Linked DNA regions of Homo sapiens: region 2 is linked to region 1. A link is a loop called in an ENCODE intact Hi-C map of the cell type or tissue named here. Cell type or tissue: IMR-90. All regions are shown on one strand. Each heading gives the region's core, and the rest is flanking DNA. Links, peaks and the distances in the headings are about the cores only. Region 1 holds the start of ALDH3B1 (aldehyde dehydrogenase 3 family member B1). Region 2 overlaps CHKA (choline kinase alpha).

Region 1 (10,544 bases), core at 1,534-9,533:
GGGGGACCCTGCCACAACCATGTAGTGGGGCCCAGAGCCACCTGCCCCCATCCTGCTGGGCACTGGATCCCGGGCTGCAGCGGGAGCCTGTGGTGGGGCCGACACTCCAAAGCACTGGCTACCACCGACCTGGCTGGAGCCACGGGGCCACTTTTGAAAATATCCAGATTCTCTCCCCTGGGTTCCTTCTGGTTTGAATGCTCTTCCTGCTGCGCCTCCCAGGTGGCTTCCTTCCCACTCAGCTCTCAGAACAAGAGACCATCCCTGCAGAGAATGCAGTCCCTTCACTTCCCTTCTGGTTTTCCATGCCCTCCCTGTGCACCCCCCTCCACCCACTGCTCTTTAGGTACATCCTCTCCCAAATGCAGAGGATGGCATTGGGCACCTACTGAGTGATCAATACTTGTGACTGGATGGGTGCATGAGTGACTGGATGACAAACACCTCCCACCCCGCAAGGATTGCTGGGAAGGTGGGGGGAGGCGTGAATCTGCAGTGGCTTCAGGCTTCCAGGAGGTAGAACTTTCTCCAGGTGACGATGCCCAAGTGCAGATGTGGGGAACAGACAGGTGGATTCATGCAGGTGGGTGGCTGGAAGTGGGAGACAGGAAAGGAGCCGAAGAGAGGGCAGGGCCCGAGGCGCAGGGGCAGGGAGGAGGTGGGAGAGTATGGCTATGGCGGGGGCCGTTCTCAGATGGCAGACACCAGCATCATTACACAGTATGATGAGAAAGTGCAATTCTCCTGACTCAGCCTTGTGAGTAGCTGGAATTACAGGCGTGTGCCCCTACACCCAGCTGATTTTTGTATTTTTAGTAGAGATGGGGTTTCACCATATTGGCCCAGGCTGGTCTCGAACTCCTGACCTCAAGTGATGTACCCGCCTTAGCCCCCAAAGTGCTGGGAGTGGGCCCCCCGAGCTTCTCAATTTCCCTGAGGGACCCCAAACTTCTGGGGCCTGGTGCAATCTCTTCCTCCCCTTGTTCCTCTGGGCCTGGGGGTTGTGGCGGTTGCTATGGTTGCCCATCCTGGGCTCTTCCATCACCTGTGCTGTACCACCAATTCCCTGCACTCAATGTCTCCTACTCAAAACACCTGGAGAGGGTCGGGCGCTGTGGCTCACGCCTGCAATCCCAGCACTTTGGCTGGCCAAGGAGGATCACTTGAGCTCAGGAGTTCAAGACCAGCCTCAACAAAGTGAGACAAACCCCCCCCCCCAACCCATCTCTACAAAAAATACAAAAACTAGCCTGGTGTGATGGTGGACACCTGTAGCCCCAGCTACTCAGGAGGCTGAGGTGGGAGAATTGCTTGAGCCCAGGAGGATGAGGCTGCAGTGAGCTGAGATTGTGCCACTGCATTCCAGCGTGGGTGACAGAGTGAGACCTCTCAAACAAACAAACAAACAAAAAACAAAAAAAACAAAAAACAGCCCTGGAGGCACTAAACCCTGACTGATACACCTCCTCTCTCCAGAAAGGATTTTTTTTTTTAGGTGGTTTATGGAGCTGCTCTTGGGGAGCCTGGAGACTATCTAAGAGGCTGATAGGGTGGCCCAGATAAACACACCAGGGTGACCTGCGGGACAGAGATCTGAGCAGGGCCAGCACCTCCACCAACCCATCCAGGTTGCAACAGTGCACAGTCACATCCCCAGGAAGGGGTGGCCAGATCCCCCCGTGCTCACTGTTTGCCAATGCTTTTCTCTATAATAAGCCTTTACTTTCAGTTCTCATTATGAAAATAATCGATGTTCCTTGCAGAAAAGCAAGCAGAAGAGAATAAATATTGCTCTCAACTGGAACTCCCTGAAACAACCTCTTGGAATATTGTTGCCCCGCATTGCACTGACACAGGAGCGTGCTGGGCAGCCCACGTGATTCCCTTCACACCACTTCCCTGGCATGGATGTGATTCCACAATATTTTAAACATTAAAGCCAATGGGGATGATGATCACTGAGTCTGGCTCACAGGATGGTGGGAGGTCCCCAGGTTGGGGTGTGCCAAAGGCTCTGCCCAGTGCCTGGCACAGCAAATGCCCAGGTGGCTGCTGCTTTCCACTGAGACTTGAGGCTCCTGAGAGTTGGTGGCAAAGGGCTCACCCAGAGCTGAAGACTCCAGCCCATTCCTGTGCGAGGGCTCCAGGCACCTTGGAAGCACCGTGGGCCGGGGAGCCAGGCCAGGCTGGTTGTGGATCCCCATGAGTCCTTGTCACTGTGTGGCCCAGCTGGAAAGCATGGTCAATAATGTCTGGGAATTGTGAAAATTGTGTGAAGTGTCTGCACACAGTAGGTGCTCAGTAAAGGTTTGTTGAGTGCGTAAATGAACAAGTGACCCGCATTCACCGTTGCCCGTGAGTTCTGACTGTGTCCTGGGCCCTGGGCCCCTACAGCCTCTAACTTTGCCTCTTCAAGGAGCCAGGGTGGGTCCAGCCTTCAAGACTGCCAGGGAGGGGGTGGGAGGCAGGGCCAGGGCCTCAGGGCCAAGGCCTGGGGCAGCCACTTCCTCAGGAGGGCAAGGAGAGGGGCAGGAGGACATTCACATGCTCTGAGCGCCTACTGAGAACCAGGTGCCCTGTCGGTGCCTTCAGGTCGGCTCTCGTTTCACCCTCGCAGTAGCCATGTGAGGCAGGCAGAGTCAGCCCCCATTTTACAGCTGGGGAAACTGAGGCCCAGTGAGGGGACGTTTCTTTTCAAGGTCACTCGTGGGCAGATGAGGCAGTGAGATGCTCTTGGGCAGGTCTGAGGCCCTGTGAGCCAGGCTCAGGGGCGTGTTTCTGAGAAGTGAGGGAATGAATGAATGAATTATGAATGGATGAATGATTCCACCTGATGCCATGCTCATGCCCTGCCCACACTCCTGTCCTAGAGTCTGGAAGGTAGCTCTCAGACCCTTCCAGAGGGGGCCGGGCACTTGGAATGGTCACAGTTCCGGGCCCACGTGCATGGAATAACTTGTTTCAGCCTCACAATCACTTATGTCCCATTTTACAGATGGGAAGGCAGAGGCACGGGGGGTTAAGACACTAACCTAGGTCACACAGGTAAGTGACAGGACCAGGATTTGAGCCCAGACCTCACACTTAACGCCCTCCATGCCAGGTGCTGAGATCCATGCCTGCCGAACCCTCTCATTCACCCACAGATGCCCCCGGGACTGTAGTCAGCCCCATTCTCACATGGGAACACTGAGGCCCAAAGAGGCGAAGCGTCAGCCCAGCAAGGAGGAGGCAGGGCAGGCGGGGCCGCAGCTGTCTGGCCCGGAGCCCTGAGCAACCCCTCCACCCACTCCCCCTGGCTGGCCTGGGCCTTGGCAGACCTCACCCCAGAGCTGGCTCCAAAAGTGAGTCCTCCTGGTGCCCTACCCAGAGGGCTCCCCATTTACCCTGGGCTCCTCAACAAAGATGGGACTCCCAGGCCCTACTGAGCCTCTGGAGCTTTGAGGAGTAGTGAGGGGCACCCAACCCAGAGTGGGGAGGGCCCAGCCCTCCTGGGAGGTGTGTGGCCTCCCTTGGGGGGAGCCTCACTCCCAGGGAAGGCTAGGAGTTCTGTCCCGGGAGGACAGGCCTCTTCGGGGGCCTCCTCCCAGGTTGCTCCTGCATTCATGACAAGTTCGGCCCCTGTGAGTTGGGGGAAATTCTTCAACAGCTCCCTGGCCAGGGAGGGGACCCTCGGGATCCTGAAACACCCCTCCCACCTGCCAGTACCCGCCAAGATGGGTCCCTGATTTGCTGTGTGGCCTTAGACCAGTGGCTGCCCTCTCTGGGCCTCACTCCCAGCTGAGACCTACAGGCTCAGCCCCTGCCCAGCCCTGCCTGGCACCCGCTCAATCTGGCTGAGCTCCAGAGAATGGCAGGGCTGGGCTGTCACATGCTGAGCCACGTGACTGGCAGTGGCTGGGGGCTCCATCCCACACAGAGGACAGGGGCTCTGCAGTCCTTCACCCCCACCCTAACTATCTAATCACGGGCCACCGGTGTGGGCATGGTCCAGAAGACCTCACCGCCCTCCCAGGTAGGCAGGGAGCTGGCGGGTGGGGGGGGCCATGATGAGCACCTCCCAGGTGCCACGTTGGCCCAGAGGCCCCGGGGCCGGGAGCTACGGAGGCCCAGGGCACCAGGGAGATGGTAGCAGCGGCAGGCCCAGGAAGGGGCATAGAGGAGGCTCTTCCTCCACACCTGTCACCCTGTCCCCTGCCTGTCCACACCCACAGCAGCTTGCACATCATCCCCACAGCACGCTGGCTCTGACAGGTGTATCCGGGGCGGGCTGGGGGCAGGCAGGGACAGGCTTAGGCACAGCTGCCTGTGCCGAACTTGAGGAAGATCGGGACTACAGGAACCACCAAGGCGACACGTGGCATCATGACCACGGTCCTAAGCAGAGAGGCAGGCACTCCTCCTGGGAGGCAGAGGGGACATCCGAAACGGGTGCAGCCCCAGCTCTGGAGCAAGAAGCTCTGCCACACACACGCCCCATGTTCACATCCCACCCCCTCTCTGCCCCCACTTCCTCGTTTGTAAAATGTTAGATCTGCAGAAAGACAGGCTCTATGAATGGGGCGGCCCATGGGGTGGTGTGGAGGAACACGGAAGCACAGGGCGCTGGGAGAGGAGCAGGCATGAGGTATGGTCCCTAAGATGGTATTTCTAGACTCCAGCCACCTTTGGGTCTGACCTCTTTGTTTTGCAGAAGGGGAAACTGAGTCTTGGGTAGGGTGTAGCAAGACAAGCCACAGACAAAACACCTCAGACACTGGATTAAAGAAGGAAGAGGTTTATTCAGCTGGGAGCATCAGCAGACTTGCGTCAAGAGCCGAGCTCCCTGAAAAAGACATTCTTGGCCTTTTTAAAGGCTTACAACTTTAAGGGGTCCACGTGAAAGGGTCGTGATAAATCGAGCAAGCTCGGGGAACGTGACCGGGGGCTGCATGCGTCAGCTAACAGAACAGAAAGTTTTGCAGTGCTTTCTCATACAATGTCTGGAATTTACAGATAACACAAGTAGTTTAGGTCAGGGGTTGATATTATTATCACTTTTTTTTAACTACCAGGGCCAGGTGGTGGCGCCAAGGTCTTCTGGCTATTTCTCTTACTTCTGTTTTTTTCTAACTTTTTGCCTTCTCTCTTTCCTCCTGTCTTGTAAACCAGGCAAGGTGGTAGGAGGAGGGCAGCAGGAGTAGTAGTGGTCTTATTCCTTAGGGGAGGCATTGAGGGAAGGCTGGGAGTGGGGGGTCGAGACTTCCTTGCTATTCTGGGCCATAACATTCCACATAATATTATAATAGAATATAATTAATACAATAATAGTTCCCCACCCCACACCGGGATTCCCAGGGCCCACTGCCCCACTCCTCCTCCTCAGGCTGGCCCTCAGCTCAGTGCTCAGCCCTGCTGCACAGCCTCTCCTCCTCCTCCTCAGGCTGCCCCTCAGCTCGGAGCTCAGCCCTGCTGTGTGGCTCTAGCCTGGCGCCCTCTGGGCGTTGACTTCTTCTCTGTGGTCTGGGAGGAGATGTCGAGGCCCCCGAGGGAGGCGGTGGTGAAATCTTGGCTTGCAGCCTCCAGCCCGCCCAGAGCCAGAGTCAGGCACGAGGCTAGGGCAACTCCGCCCCACCCCTCCCCCGGGGACTGGCCCTGCGTTGGACATTTCTTAACAGCAGGGCCACCAGGCAGAGCGGGACAGCCAGGAGGAAGGGCAGCTTGGCAGAGCCTCAGGTAGAGTATCCCGGGGAGGCTGGGGCTGTAGTGGGCCAGCAGTCGGGCCAGAGTCCAGCTCAGCAACTCCGGGTTACAGGCAGCCCAGGCGGGCCTAGCCACCGGCAGCTGCACTCAGAGGCCACTGTGTCCTGGCTGAGCTCATCTGCCTGCCTGCTGGGGGAGAAAGCGGAAGGAGGAGAGGCAGATCTGGGGAGTGGCAGCGAGGTCCCGGGCACCCCCCTGGCCAGCAGGCACCCTTCCGTTGTCCGAGCTGGGTTGCCACCGCCTCCTTTTCCTGGGATTCCCGGACACCCTCCAAGGGAACCAAGGGAACAGCTCTGGGTCCAGCTGCCCCAGGAAGGACTGTGCGCCCCTTCCCCACAGGGGTCAAGTATCCCTTCCAGCAACAGCCGTTTCCTGGGCACCAGCCTGCATGCCCAGTGCTGATGCAGGGATGTGGCCATGAATGACTCTGGGAAAGAATCATTCTTAGCAATGGACTTTGTCAGGGTCCAAGAAAGGAGTGGCCAGCCAGCCCCGCCCCGCCTGCAGGAGGCACTTCTCATCCCGGGAACTGTGCCCCATCAGGGAGCCGAGGCTGTTCAGCCTCTTTGTGACCCGGGGCTGGGTTGGCCCGAGCCACCAATGAGGGGATACGCTGGTCCCTGGCTCCCCAAGGGAGGGGCTGCTGAGCTTTGGGAGGCCTCATGAAAATCCAGCTTAAGGCCATCAAAAGACAAAATGACAACACATTTAGTTATAGATCAAATTGGCTTCTATTCATGATTCGTGAATCCGGACAGCCTCCATTCTACAAAATGGAGTGAGAGCTCCCACCAGGCAGTGGCAGAGCAGGGGGTTCATAAGGCAGAAAGGAGGAAACAGAAAAATAGGAAACACCAAACCGCCTAATACCGGATCGCTGCAGACTGCTTTTTTCTAAGCGGACTGCTTTTTTCTAAGGGGTAAGGCAGAGGGGACCTGATGATGCCGGCTCAGGTGGACTGGAATCTCCTGCTTCCCGGAGAAACTGGTCTGTGGTTTTGGGCTCTGTCTGCTTCCTTAAAGCTTCGGTTTGATGATGTGGCATTTGGCATGAGTGCCTCCATTTTGGTTTGGTCTGGTCTGTTGGGGCCTAGTACAGGAGCTCAGTTCAAAATCACAGCCTCTCATCATGTTTGTTTAATGAAGCTACACTGCAGGAGATCAGAATCGGAGACCCTGCGGTATTGGGCCTGTGGGTCCCCTGAAGTTGGCCTAGTGATCCCCGCCTTCTGGCTGCCCTGATGGGGGTCCCCCAGGCCCTCTACCCACCATGTTCAGTCCCTCTGTCACCACATCCCTGTCCTCAGTTGGGTCTCAGGGTGATGTCCTTGTCTCCCCAACACCCACCTTGGATCAAGGCCCCTTCAGGCCCCTGCCCCAGGGGTCTCCTCCCTGAGCCCTCCTCTGGTACATCCGTCCTCCATGGATACTGAGCACTTCCCGGGGTCCCAGTGCTTGAATTCTCCCGACAGTGGTATGGGTGCCACAGGCAGTGCCCAATTTTACAGATGGGAAACGTGAATACAAAGAGGTCAAGCAACCTGCCCAAGGTCTCCCCACTCACACATGTGGTTGCTGCAGTTTAAACCCAGGTCATTGGGCCCCCAGACCATGCCATGCTGGGAGGATGCTCTTAGAAGGCCCATGGTGTAGATGAGGAAACTGAGGCAGGAAGAATGAGAGAACGGGCAGAGCCTCCGTTTCCCTGGAATCCAACCCACTTGATAGGCCAGGGTGTGAACGAGCAGGGAGTCCCTGCCCAGGGACGGTCCCTGCTGTGAGGTTGGGGGCAGCGGCTCGGCCAGCCATTCACTCCCTGTGATATGTCAGCCCCGTTCCTCCCCACTCTGTTCCCGGAGCCTGTGGGCACCCACAGCGAGCACCCAGGCTGGCATAGTGCCCAGCACATGGGCACCTGAGTATTGTTTTTAGAGGCCCGTGGCCTTGAGAGGAAGTGGCTGGTCCTGCCCTGGCCCCCAGGCCAGAGGAAACAGCCGCTATCTTCATCACCAAATGATGTGGCAACTCCCCCCCACCCCAGAAGCTGCAGGTCTGGGCCAAATGCACCTCAACCTGTGATGGGGGGCCACGCCCCAGAGACCCTTGGGCCCATCAGCCCCTGGACCTCAGTGGCTCAGCCGCAGGAGGCAAGAGGCAGTCTCAGACCCCACAACCTAAGCAGTGTGGGGAGTGGCAGCAATAGTGAGGAGGGAGGCCGAGGAAATGGAATCCAAACAGCAAGAGACCTCCCCTCACCGGTCACCCCTCCCACAGCTGGCCTACCGGAGTCCACCCAGCCTTGGGTCTGCCGTCCAGGCCCCAGCCCAGTGTCCCTTCCCCCAAGGACTTGGCTGCCCATCCCCAGGGGACTGTGAGGGAGGTGGGAGCTGAGGTGGATAGCCTTCTGCTCTTCTGGATTTGGGTTTTCCAATGTGAGGAGCTGGGTGGTATCAGGCAAGCTCTGGCCCTCTCTGAGCCTCAGCCTCCATCTCCTTCAGTGGGGTGAATAGTGGTCCCTCAGTGGGCGGCCGTGGTGGTGAAATGAGCGAGGGCAGGCATGGGGATCACACTCCTTACAACCTCACACTGTGGGATGAGTGCCGCGGGGGTGGGCTTGGGGGACCCCAGCCCAGTGCCTGATTCAGGAGTTCCCTATTCTGTGTGTCCACAATGGCTGCCCAGCACCCTCGGGAGATAACAGGCCCAGGATCCCCCCAATCTCAGGCAGAAGGCGGCCTTGGCTTCTCCGCTTGCCAGGGTCCTGCCCTGGGCACTCCCTGGGGGCCTCAGTCCAGAGTGAGTGACCCGTAGGGGCAATGCCAGGGCTGGTTGCCCTGTGGGAGAGATGTGTCCTGTGGCCCTGGTGAGTTGGTTTCAGCGTTGCTAGGAGGGTTGCTGGAATGTTCCCTGCAGAACTCCATCCCCCACAGAGCTCCCGGCCCACAGTCCACCATTCACGTTACGTGCCTTGCATTTTTGTGGTTTCTGCAGAGATTCTTACAAAGGGTGAGAGAGGCACAGGCGTGGTTTGCCTTTGACCACTGGCAGAAGTCTGAAGGTGAGAGTAGAATGGAGAAGGACCCAGGAGAGTGCGGAGTTGAGGGAGATAAATATTTGCAGGCTACTTAGCAAAACACCCAGAGCTGACCTTTGTCGAGTACTTTCTGTGGGCACAACAGCAAATGTTTTATGCAGCGTGATGTCATTTAATCCTCACAATGACACCAGGTGCCATTAGCATCCCCATTTCACAGATGAGGAAACCGAGGCAGAGAAGGTGAGTGATTTGCCCAAGGTCCCACAACCAGTAAGAGGCAGAGCCCGGAGACAGGCCTGATGGTGGCTCGAGAGGCTCGTTCTTGGCTCCTGGGTCTCAGTCCTGCTCCCGTGACGAGCCATCCCCTATGGGGACCATGGTGCCTGTCCTGTGTGCGGGCCACTGCCCAGCTTCTCCCAATCAGAGCAGGAAGATGGTGGGTTCAGCCTGGCCCCACAATCACTCCAGCTGAGGGCTGGCCTGGGGCTCCTGACCAGGCTCTCAGTAGCACACTGGTCCAGCAGGGCCATCCTGCAGACCGGAGCAGGTCCCGCCCTCAAGGTGGCCACTTAACAATCACCCACAGCCTTGCGCTCACCGATGCTGGGCCCTGGGCTCAGAACCGACTGTGTGGTCTCATCATTAGCTGGCAGGTGCCATCATTACACCGGTAACATGAGAGGCTTCAAGCACTAGGTCTCAAATAAGTAGGCACAGAGGGGCCTGCCTCCCAGTCTAATGAGGGGGAAATAAGGGAGATGTGGACAGGGTTGGGAGGTGGGTAGAGTGTAACCAGACATTTATCACATGGCACAACTCAGAACGCTGGGGAGCAGAGTCAAGGGGCCACTGTGACAGTGGATGAGGGCATAATCTGGGTGGGCTGCCTGGAGGAAGCATCAGCCAAGCTGAGATCTGGAGGAAAGGGACTCGGAGAGGGAAGGAGGAAAGGGTCACCACGGGTCCTTGGCACCAGGCCGAGGAACGAGTGCGTCAGAGTGCTCCTCCGATGAACTTCAAGTAAACAGGCAGGGCTCGGGGGAATGTCTAGGCCCCTACCCTGCCTGCCAGCTCTGGCTGGCACCAGCACGGAGGCAGGAACGCCCTCTCCCCCGCCCTGATCCTCTCCCCCACAGCTGTTTCTGCCTCCCAGCACCACAGCCCCGGCAGGGTGGGCAGCAGGGCCTCCAGGAGGCCCGAGGTGTTCTCCCCCTCTTCCTGAGGAAGCTGAGGCACAGGGAGAAGAGGCTATTGCCCACTGGCCTGGCCTCCCTGGGCAGTGCCCCCAGGCTGGGGACAGAGGAAGACGGAGAATTCTGTGTCTGGAGTGCTCCAAGGTGGTGGCCATGGTGGCAGTGAGTCACCCCCTCTACTCATCAAGCTCCTGCTTACACCATTCAGACTGGCAGGGGTGAGGCTGCCCCGCCTCCAGGAGGGGCATCAGGGCAGGGCAGAGGCCATGGCTTGGGGTTAATTTCTGTGCGGCAGGAAGAAGCATGGCGCTCTGCCTGCCTGCTCACCCTCGGGGGCTGTGGTGGAGCAGCTGTCCCCAAGCCCACACCCAGTCCTGCAGCCGCCTCCAGGTCCATGGCAGAGGGGAGTGGTGCGAGGGTCTTCATGTGTGTCTGGGAGTGCTCACTGTTGGGTGAAAGGGGTTGCAGGCAGCCTCAGTCCCTGTGGGGTCATCTGAGTGGGTCCCTGTGTGTGTATAAGGTAGAGGTGTCTGCAAGCCCCTGTGGGTGCAGGCAGGTCAGGGGTGCCCAGA
Region 2 (8,000 bases), core at 1-8,000, 100 kb after region 1:
TAATGCAATCCCAATGAAAACCCCAGCAAGTTATTTTGTGAATACCAACGAACTGATTCTAAAATTTACAGGGAAGCCAGGCACAGTGGCTCATGCTTGTAATCCCAGCAATTTGGGAGGCCAAGGTGGGCAGATCACTTATGGTCAGGAGTTCCGAGACCAGCCTGGCAAACATGGTGAAACCCTGTCTCTACTAAAAATACAAAATTAGCTGGGCGTGGTGGCATGCACCTATAATCCCAGCTACTCGGGAGGCTGAGGCAGGAGAATCGCTTGAATCCAGGAGGCGGAGGTTGCAGTGAGCTGGGATCACGCCACTGCACTCCAGCCTGGGCAACAGAATGAGACTCCATCTCAAAAAAAAAAAAAATGATAATAATAATAAAGTTTATCAGGAGAGGCAAAAAACCTAGAATAGCCAATGAAGAATAAAGTCAGAGGACCGACAATACTCAACCTCAAGAATCATTATGAAGCTACATTAATTAGGCCAGGCGCGGTGGCTCATGCCTCTAATCCCAGCACTTTGGGAGGCCGAGCTGGGCAGATTACCTGAGGTCAGGAGTTCGAGACCAGCCTGGCCAACATGGTGAAACCCTGTCTCTACTAAAAATACAAAAATTAGCTGGGCGTGGTGGTGGGCGCCTGTAACCCCAGCTACTGGGGAAGTTGAGGCAGGAAAATTGCTTGAACCTGGGAGGCAGAGGTTGCAGTGAGCCGAGATCGTGCCATTGCACTCCAGCCTGGGCAACAAAAGCCAAACTCCATCTCAAGAAAAAAAAAAAAAATGAGCCAGGTATGGTGGTACACACCTGTAATCCCAGCTACTCAGGAGGCTGAGGCATGAGAATCACTTGAACCCGGGAGACAGAGGTTGCAGTGAGCCAAGATCATGCCATTGTACTCCAGCCAAGACACTATCTCAAAAAATAAAAATAAAAAAGCTACATTAATTAAAACAGTGTGGTATTGGCAAAAGAAAGGACAAATGGATCAATGGAACAGACTAGAGAGTACAGAAATACACTCACATAGTCAACAGATCTTTCACAAAGGAGCAAAGGCAATACAATGTAACAAATGTCTTTTACAACAAACCATTTGTTGTTTCAACAAATGGTCCTGGAACATGCCCGGAGCGGTAGCTCACACCTGTAATCCCAGCACTTTGGGAGGCTGAGGCGGGTGGATCACTTGAGGTCAGGAGTTTGAGACCAGCCTGACCAACATGAAGAAACCCCGTCTCTACTAAAAATACAAAATTAGCCAGGCGTGGTGACGCATGCCTGTAATCCCAGCTACTCAGGAGGCTGAGGCAGGAGAATCGCTTGAACCTGGGAGGTGGAGGTTGCGGTGAGCCGAGATCACGCCATTGCATTCCAGCCTGGGCAACAACAGCAAAACTCCGTCTCAAAAAAAAAAAAAAAAAAAAAAAAAGTCCTGGAACAACGGGACGTCCACATGCAAAAAAAAATCTAGACAGACGTTACACTTCCCAAAAATTAAATCAAAATGGATCATAAAGCTAAATATAAAATGCAAAACTAGATAATTTCTTGATGGTAACATAGAAGAAAATCTAGATGACCTTAGGTATGGTGATTGCTTTTATTTATTTATTTACTTTTTTTGAGACGGAGTCTCACTCTTGTCGCAACAGTCTGGAGTGCAGTGCCGCAATCCAGGCTCACTGCAACCTCCGCCTCCCGGGTTCAAGCGATTCTTCCTGCCTTAGCCTCCTGAGTAGCTGGCATTACAGGTGCCCACGACTACACCAGACTAATTTTTTTGTATTTCTAGAAGAGACAGAGTTTCACCATGTTGGCCAGGCTGGTCTCAAACTCCTGACCTCAGGTGATCCACCCATCTTGTCCTCCCCAAGTGCTGGAATTACAGGCATAAGCCACTGCGCCCAGCCAGATTACTTTTAGATACAGCATCAAAAGCATGATCCATGAAAGAAATAATTGATAGGCCAGACTTCATTAAAATTAAAAACTGCTTTGCAAAAGATACTGTCAAGAGAATGAAAAGTCACAAACAAGGAAAAAATATTTGCAAAAGACACATTTGATAAAGGACTGTTAACAAAAATATATAAAGAACTCTTAAAACTCAAGAATAGGAAAACACTTTCCCACTCAAGAAGGTGTGGCAGGTGCCTGGCACGGTGGTTCATGCCTGTAATCCCAGCACTTCGGGAGGCCGAGGCAGGAGGATCACGAGGTCAGGAGATCAAGACCATCCTGGCTAACACAGTGAAACCCCATCTCTACTAAAAATACAAAAAATTAGCCGGGCGTGGTGGCAGCCGCCTGTAGTCCCAGCTACTCGGGAGGCTGAGGCAGGAAAATGGCGTGAAACCGGGAGACGGAGCTTGCAGTGAGCCAAGATCGCACCACTGCACTCTAGCCTGGGCAACAGAGCAAGACTCCGTCTCAAAAAAAAAAAAAAAAAAAAAAAAAAAAAGAAGCTGTGGCAGGAAAAAAAAAAACAATTAAATTAAAATTTTAAAATGGGCAAGAAGCTCTGTGGCATGCCCCTATAGTCCCAGATACTTGGGAGACTGAGGCAGGAGGACCACATCTGTGAATACCCACTACACTCAAGCCTGAGCAATGTAGCAAGACCCAGTTTCTTAAAAAAATAAAAAGGAAAAAGAAAAAGACACAAACTGACATCTCATCAAAGAAGATATACAGATAGCAAATAAGCATCTGAAAAGATTTTCATCATATGTCATTAGAAAGTTGCAAATTAAAATAAGATACCTGACTGGGCGCGGTGGTTCACGCCTGTAATCCCAGCACTTTGGGAGGCCGAGGTGGGCAGATCACGTGGGTCAGGAGTTCCAGACCAGCCTGTCCAACACAGTGAAACCCACCTCTACTAAAAATACAAAAAATTAGCCGGGCATGGTGGCAGGCGCCTGTAATCCCAGCTACTCAGGAGGCTGAGGCAGAGAACTGCTTGAACCCGGGAGGCGGAGGTTGCAGTGAGCCAAGATCACACCACTGCGCTCCAGCCTGGGCAAAAGAGCAAGACTCTGTCTCAAAACAAAAACAAAAAACAGCCAGGCGCGATGGCTCATGCCTGTAATCCCAGCACTTTGGGAGGCCGAGGCAGGTGGATCACCTGAGGTTAGGAGTTCAAGACCAGCCTGGCCAACATGGTGAAACCCCATCTCTAAATACCAAAAATTAGCTAGGCGTAGTGGCAGGTGCCTGTAATCTCAAGAACTCAGGAGGCAGAGACAGGAGAATCGCTTGAACCCAGGAAGCGGAGGTTGCAGCAAGCCGAGATCGCGCCATTGCACTCCAGCCTGGGCAACAAGAGTGAAACTCTGTCTCAAAAAAAAAAGGAAAGAAAAAGAAAATGAGAGACCATTATACGCCTACCAGAATGACCAAACACCAGAATGCTGACACCACCAAATGCTAGTAAGGACATAGAATAACAGGAAATCTCATTCACTGCTGGTAGGAATGCAAAATGTTACAGCTACTCTGGAAGACAGTTTGGCAGTTCCTTACAAAACTAAACGTAACTCTCACCATATGACCAGCAATCATGCTCCTAAGTATTTACCCAAATGAATTGAAAACCTACACACAAATGTTTAGAGCAACTTTATTCATAATTGCCAAAACCGTGAAGTAACCCAGATGTCCTTCAGTAGATGAATGGATAAATAAACTGTGGTATATCCAGATGACAGAATACTACTGAGTATTAAAAAGAAGTGAGTTATCAAGCCATGAAAAGACACAGGGAGGCTGGGCACAGGGGCTCACCCCTGTAATTCCAACACCTTGGGAGGCCAAGGCAGGCAGATGACAAGGTCAGGAGTTCGAGACCAGCCTGGTCAATATGGTGAAACCCTGTCTCTACTAAAAATACAAAAAATTAGCCAGGCGGGGTGGCACATGCCTGTAATTCCAGCTACTTGGGAGGCTGAGGAAGGAGAATTGCCTGAACCCGGAAGGCGGAGGTTGCAGTGAGCCAAGATCGCACCATTGCACTCCAGCCTCGGCGACAGAGCGAGACTCTGTCTCGGGAAAAAAAAAAAAAAGAAGAAGAAAAGACAAGACAAGACCCAGGGAAACTCAGTGCATATTATCAAGTGAAAAAAGCCAAACTGAAAAGACTTACATACTGTGTGATTCCAATTCTATGACATTCTGGAAAAGGAAAACCTATGGAGACTGTAAAAAGACCAGTGATTGGCTGGGCTTAGGAGGGAAAGAGGGATAAACAGACATTAAGTAGAGGATTTCTAGGGCAGTGAAACTATTCTGTATGACACTACAGATGGTCTCCAACTTATGATGGTTCAACTTATGATTTTTCGACTATACAATGGTACAAAGGTGATATGTATTCGGAAGAAACCATACTTCAAGTAAACATACAACCATTTTATTTTTCATTTTCAGTAATCAATAAATTACATGAAATATTTAACACTTTATTATAAAAACAGACTTTCTGTTAGATTACTTTGCCCAACTGTAAGCTAATGTGTAAGTGTTCTGGCAAATTAAAGGTAGGCTAGGCTAAGATATGCTGTTCAGTAGATTCAATGTATTAAATGCATTTCAATTTATGATGGTTTATCAGGGCATAACCCTGTTGAAGTAAGCTCATCATGTAAAGCAGCATCAATACAATGGTGGATACATGTCATTATACGGTGGCCAAAAACCACAGAATGTACAACAGCAAGAATAGGATGTAGTGTGTTATGGACTCTGAGTGATAATATGTCAATGTAGGTTCCTCAGTTGTAACAAATGTCCCATTCTGGTGGGGGAAGTTGAGAAAGGGGAAGGCAGTGCCTGTGTGCAGGCAGGGGGTTATATGGGAACTCTCTGTACTATCTGCTCAATTTTGCTGTGAACCTAAAACTGCTCTAAAACTGGGCACAGTGGCACACACTTGTAATCCCAGCTACTAAGGTGGCTGAGGCAGGAGGGACCACTTGAGCCCAGGAGTTCAAGACCAGCCTGGGTAACACAGTGAAATCCCCCATTTCTAAACAAACAAATACAAGTTGCTCTAAAAAATATAGTGTATTAGTTTAAAAAGGAAGAAAGAAAAAGAAAGCCAGCAAGCCAGCCACCCAAGGAACAAAACTTTCCAGTAAAAACAAAGTGTAAATAAAATTGTATCTTGAAAAATGAAATTGAAAATTGTTTCTGTTCTTATATGTAACATAATTTAGGTTATAATACAACTACATATTTATGTTTAATTTGAAAAGCAAACGTTTAAAATGAAAAGTAGGGAGTTTGGGCACAATTTTTCCAAAAAAATTATGATGGCACCATAAGACACAATTAACTTCCTATGTGAGTTTTACTGCATTAATTTTACAGTATCTGAGGACTTGGCCAGTCTTTTCATGGGACTCTCTCCATCTTTTGATATGATTCTATTTTGCAGGGCCCAAGGTAGCATCCTCCTCAATGGTTTTCTTTTCACTGTTAGTGGGTCTGTGGAACGTAATGTCAAAAGATGTGTGTGAAACTTAGTCTCCAACATTTCATTCATTGAACTTCATGAAATCTTGTATCCTTCACAAGATTTTAAACTTCATTTCACAACTGCTGTGACCTTATCAATCAGCAATGAAAATAACAAACTCTAAGCTGGGTGTGGTGGTTTACGCCTGTAATCCCTGCTCTTTGGGCGGAGGCAGGCGGATCACCTGAGCCCAGGAGTTCTATACCAGCCTGGGCACCATGGTAAAACCCCGTGGCTACCAAAAAATACAAAAATTAGCCAGGTAGCCAGGCGTGGTGGCTCATGCCTGTAATCCCAGCACTATGGGAGGCCAAAGCAGGCGGATCATGAGGTCAGGAGTTCAAGACCAGCCTGGCCAACATGTGAAACCTTGTATCTACTAAAGATACCAAAAAAAAAAAATTTAGCTGGACATGGCATGTGACTGTAATCCCAGCTACTCGGGAGGCCGAGGCAGGAGAATCGCTTGAACCTGGGAGGCAGAGGTTGCAGTGAGCCGAGATCGCGCCATTGTGCTCCCGCCTGGGCAACAGAGCAAGACTGTCTTAAAAAAAAAAAAAGAAAGAAAGAAAGAAAATGCTAATAACATACTATTGATTTGATAGGCAGGGACAGAAGTTAGTATTAAGTTGTGATGTCTGGAAATGAACAAATTTTCTAAGTGGTCAGCTCATTAACAACAACTCTCATGTTAGGACAATTTTTATTTTTCCCTATACCACTCATAGTTGAAGAGACTCAGACAAGGATCTCCGTTCATCACACAGCAAAGAGGCCAACTTAAGCTAAAAATGACAATTTCTACACTTATCCAGTTCCGGTGTGCCAGGCACTATCCTAGTGCTGGAGATACAAAGATGAACGTGAAATGCCCTCTAGGAATTCAATCTAACAAGAGAATGGAATGAATAAACACACACACAAACGTGTTAAGGGTTGTGATAACAAGGCCTGCATGTACAAAGTGCTAAGGATGAGACACAGAGGGGAAAGAAATTCAGTATGTCTGGTTCTCTCTGAGTTAAGCCTTGAAAGAGGAATTTTAAAGGAAACACACCAAGGGAAAGGCTGCCAAGCAGAGGGTAGGGGCAAAGAAAGGCCTGGAAACTGAAAACACAAAGCTCATTCAGAAAATGCAGGCTCCAGTGTAACTAGCTCAATGTTAGTTGCTGTGGTTCTGGAGAAGGAGTGATTTTAAAACAGTAATAACAAAAAGAACCAGTCTAAAAAGTTAGGCCGGGCAGGGTGCAGTGGCTAACGCCTGTAATCCCAGCACTTTGGGAGGCCAAGGAGGGTGGAACACCTGAGGTCAGGAGTTCGAGACCAGCCTGGTCAATATGGTGAAACCCTATCTCTACCAAAAATACAAAAATTAGCCGGATGTGGTGGTGCATCTGTAGTCCCAGCTACTCGGGAGGCTGAGGCACAAGAATCGCTCGAACCCAGGAGGCAGAAGTTGCAGCTAGCCGAGATCACACCAGCCTGGGTGACAGAGCAAGACTCCATCTCAAAAAATAAATTTAAAAATAAAAAATAAAAAGGTAGGCCAAGGCTCAAGTTTAGACCATGCAAACAAGTTTGGATTTTATTTTCCAATATTTGAGAAATCCATAGCAACAAGATACAGAATGGATTAGAAGGAACACACAAAATGCAAGAAGATCCTAAGGCACCTCCTGTTCTAGTGTCTAAGCAAGGACAGCAAAGGGACCAGACAGAAGGTGGGGATACAAAAGTAGCTCATCAGGTTTGAGTTACAACTGTGTGCAGAGGAGGGATTTCTGGGGGAATGCAGAGTTAGAAATGATCCTGGGGCTCTGGCCAGGCTGCTGCTACAAACGCAGAGCGAAAGCAGAAGCACATTCCTGGGTGGGGAGGAGCCAAAGGGTTAAATTTGGAATAGGAATGCACTGAGTTGAGGTGGTGAAGTCTCATCAACTACTGCAGATGCACTGGCACTCAGTGAAACACGGAGCTCCAGAAACGGATCGGGGCCAGGTATGGTGGCTCAGGTCTAAAATCCTGGCACTTTGGGAGGCTGAAGCGGAAGGACTGCTTGAGCTCAGGAGTTCAAGACCAGCCTGGGCAACATGGCGAAACCCCATCTCTACAAAAATACAAAAATTAGCCAGTAATGGTGGTGCGTGCCTGTAGTCCCAGCTACTTGAGAGGCTGAGGTGGGAGGATCACCAGAGCCTGGGAAGTCGAGGCTACAGTGAGCTGTGATCACACCACTGCACTCCAGCCTGCGCGACAGAGTGAAACCCTGTCTCCAAAAAAAAACCAAAAACCAGAATCAGATTGGGAAATGTCAGTAAAATTTGATAGCTGGAGCCATAATAACTGCAACTGCCTATGGAGAATCACTGAATTTCAACCAGACGAATTCCTCTCCTTCTCCGCACCTCCAAATGCCCTTGTGTCTTTTTTAAAAGCTAGACATCACCCACTTTCCCATGTCCTAAATCACCTTT

Evidence for each region. Peaks named below come from ENCODE experiments on the same cell type or tissue, not always from the same donor. Only the 100,000 strongest peaks of a DNase experiment are listed, where the experiment ranks them.
Region 2: it touches region 1 in a loop (3.0-fold over the local background); 15 of 110 quality-filtered maps call a loop at or near these places.

Annotation. Positions count from the first base shown.
Region 1 is chr11:68,004,678-68,015,221 of GRCh38, forward strand. It overlaps ALDH3B1 (aldehyde dehydrogenase 3 family member B1), which reads left to right and starts at 5,650. Exons shown (of 10, transcript NM_000694.4): 1 at 5,650-5,715. RefSeq lists enhancers at 1-463, 5,169-5,997, 9,630-10,524. In IMR-90, for the core only: CTCF peaks have their summits at 5,077 (motif pointing right) and 5,492; DNase peaks (open chromatin) are centred at 5,534 and 8,704; H3K4me3 peaks cover 1,073 bases; H3K27ac peaks cover 4,890 bases.
Region 2 is chr11:68,110,642-68,118,641 of GRCh38, forward strand. All of the region lies in intron 1 of CHKA (choline kinase alpha), which reads right to left. Among named protein-coding and RNA genes, the nearest start is that of CHKA, 6.7 kb to the right of the region's middle. In IMR-90, for the core only: a CTCF peak has its summit at 3,479; a DNase peak (open chromatin) is centred at 3,510.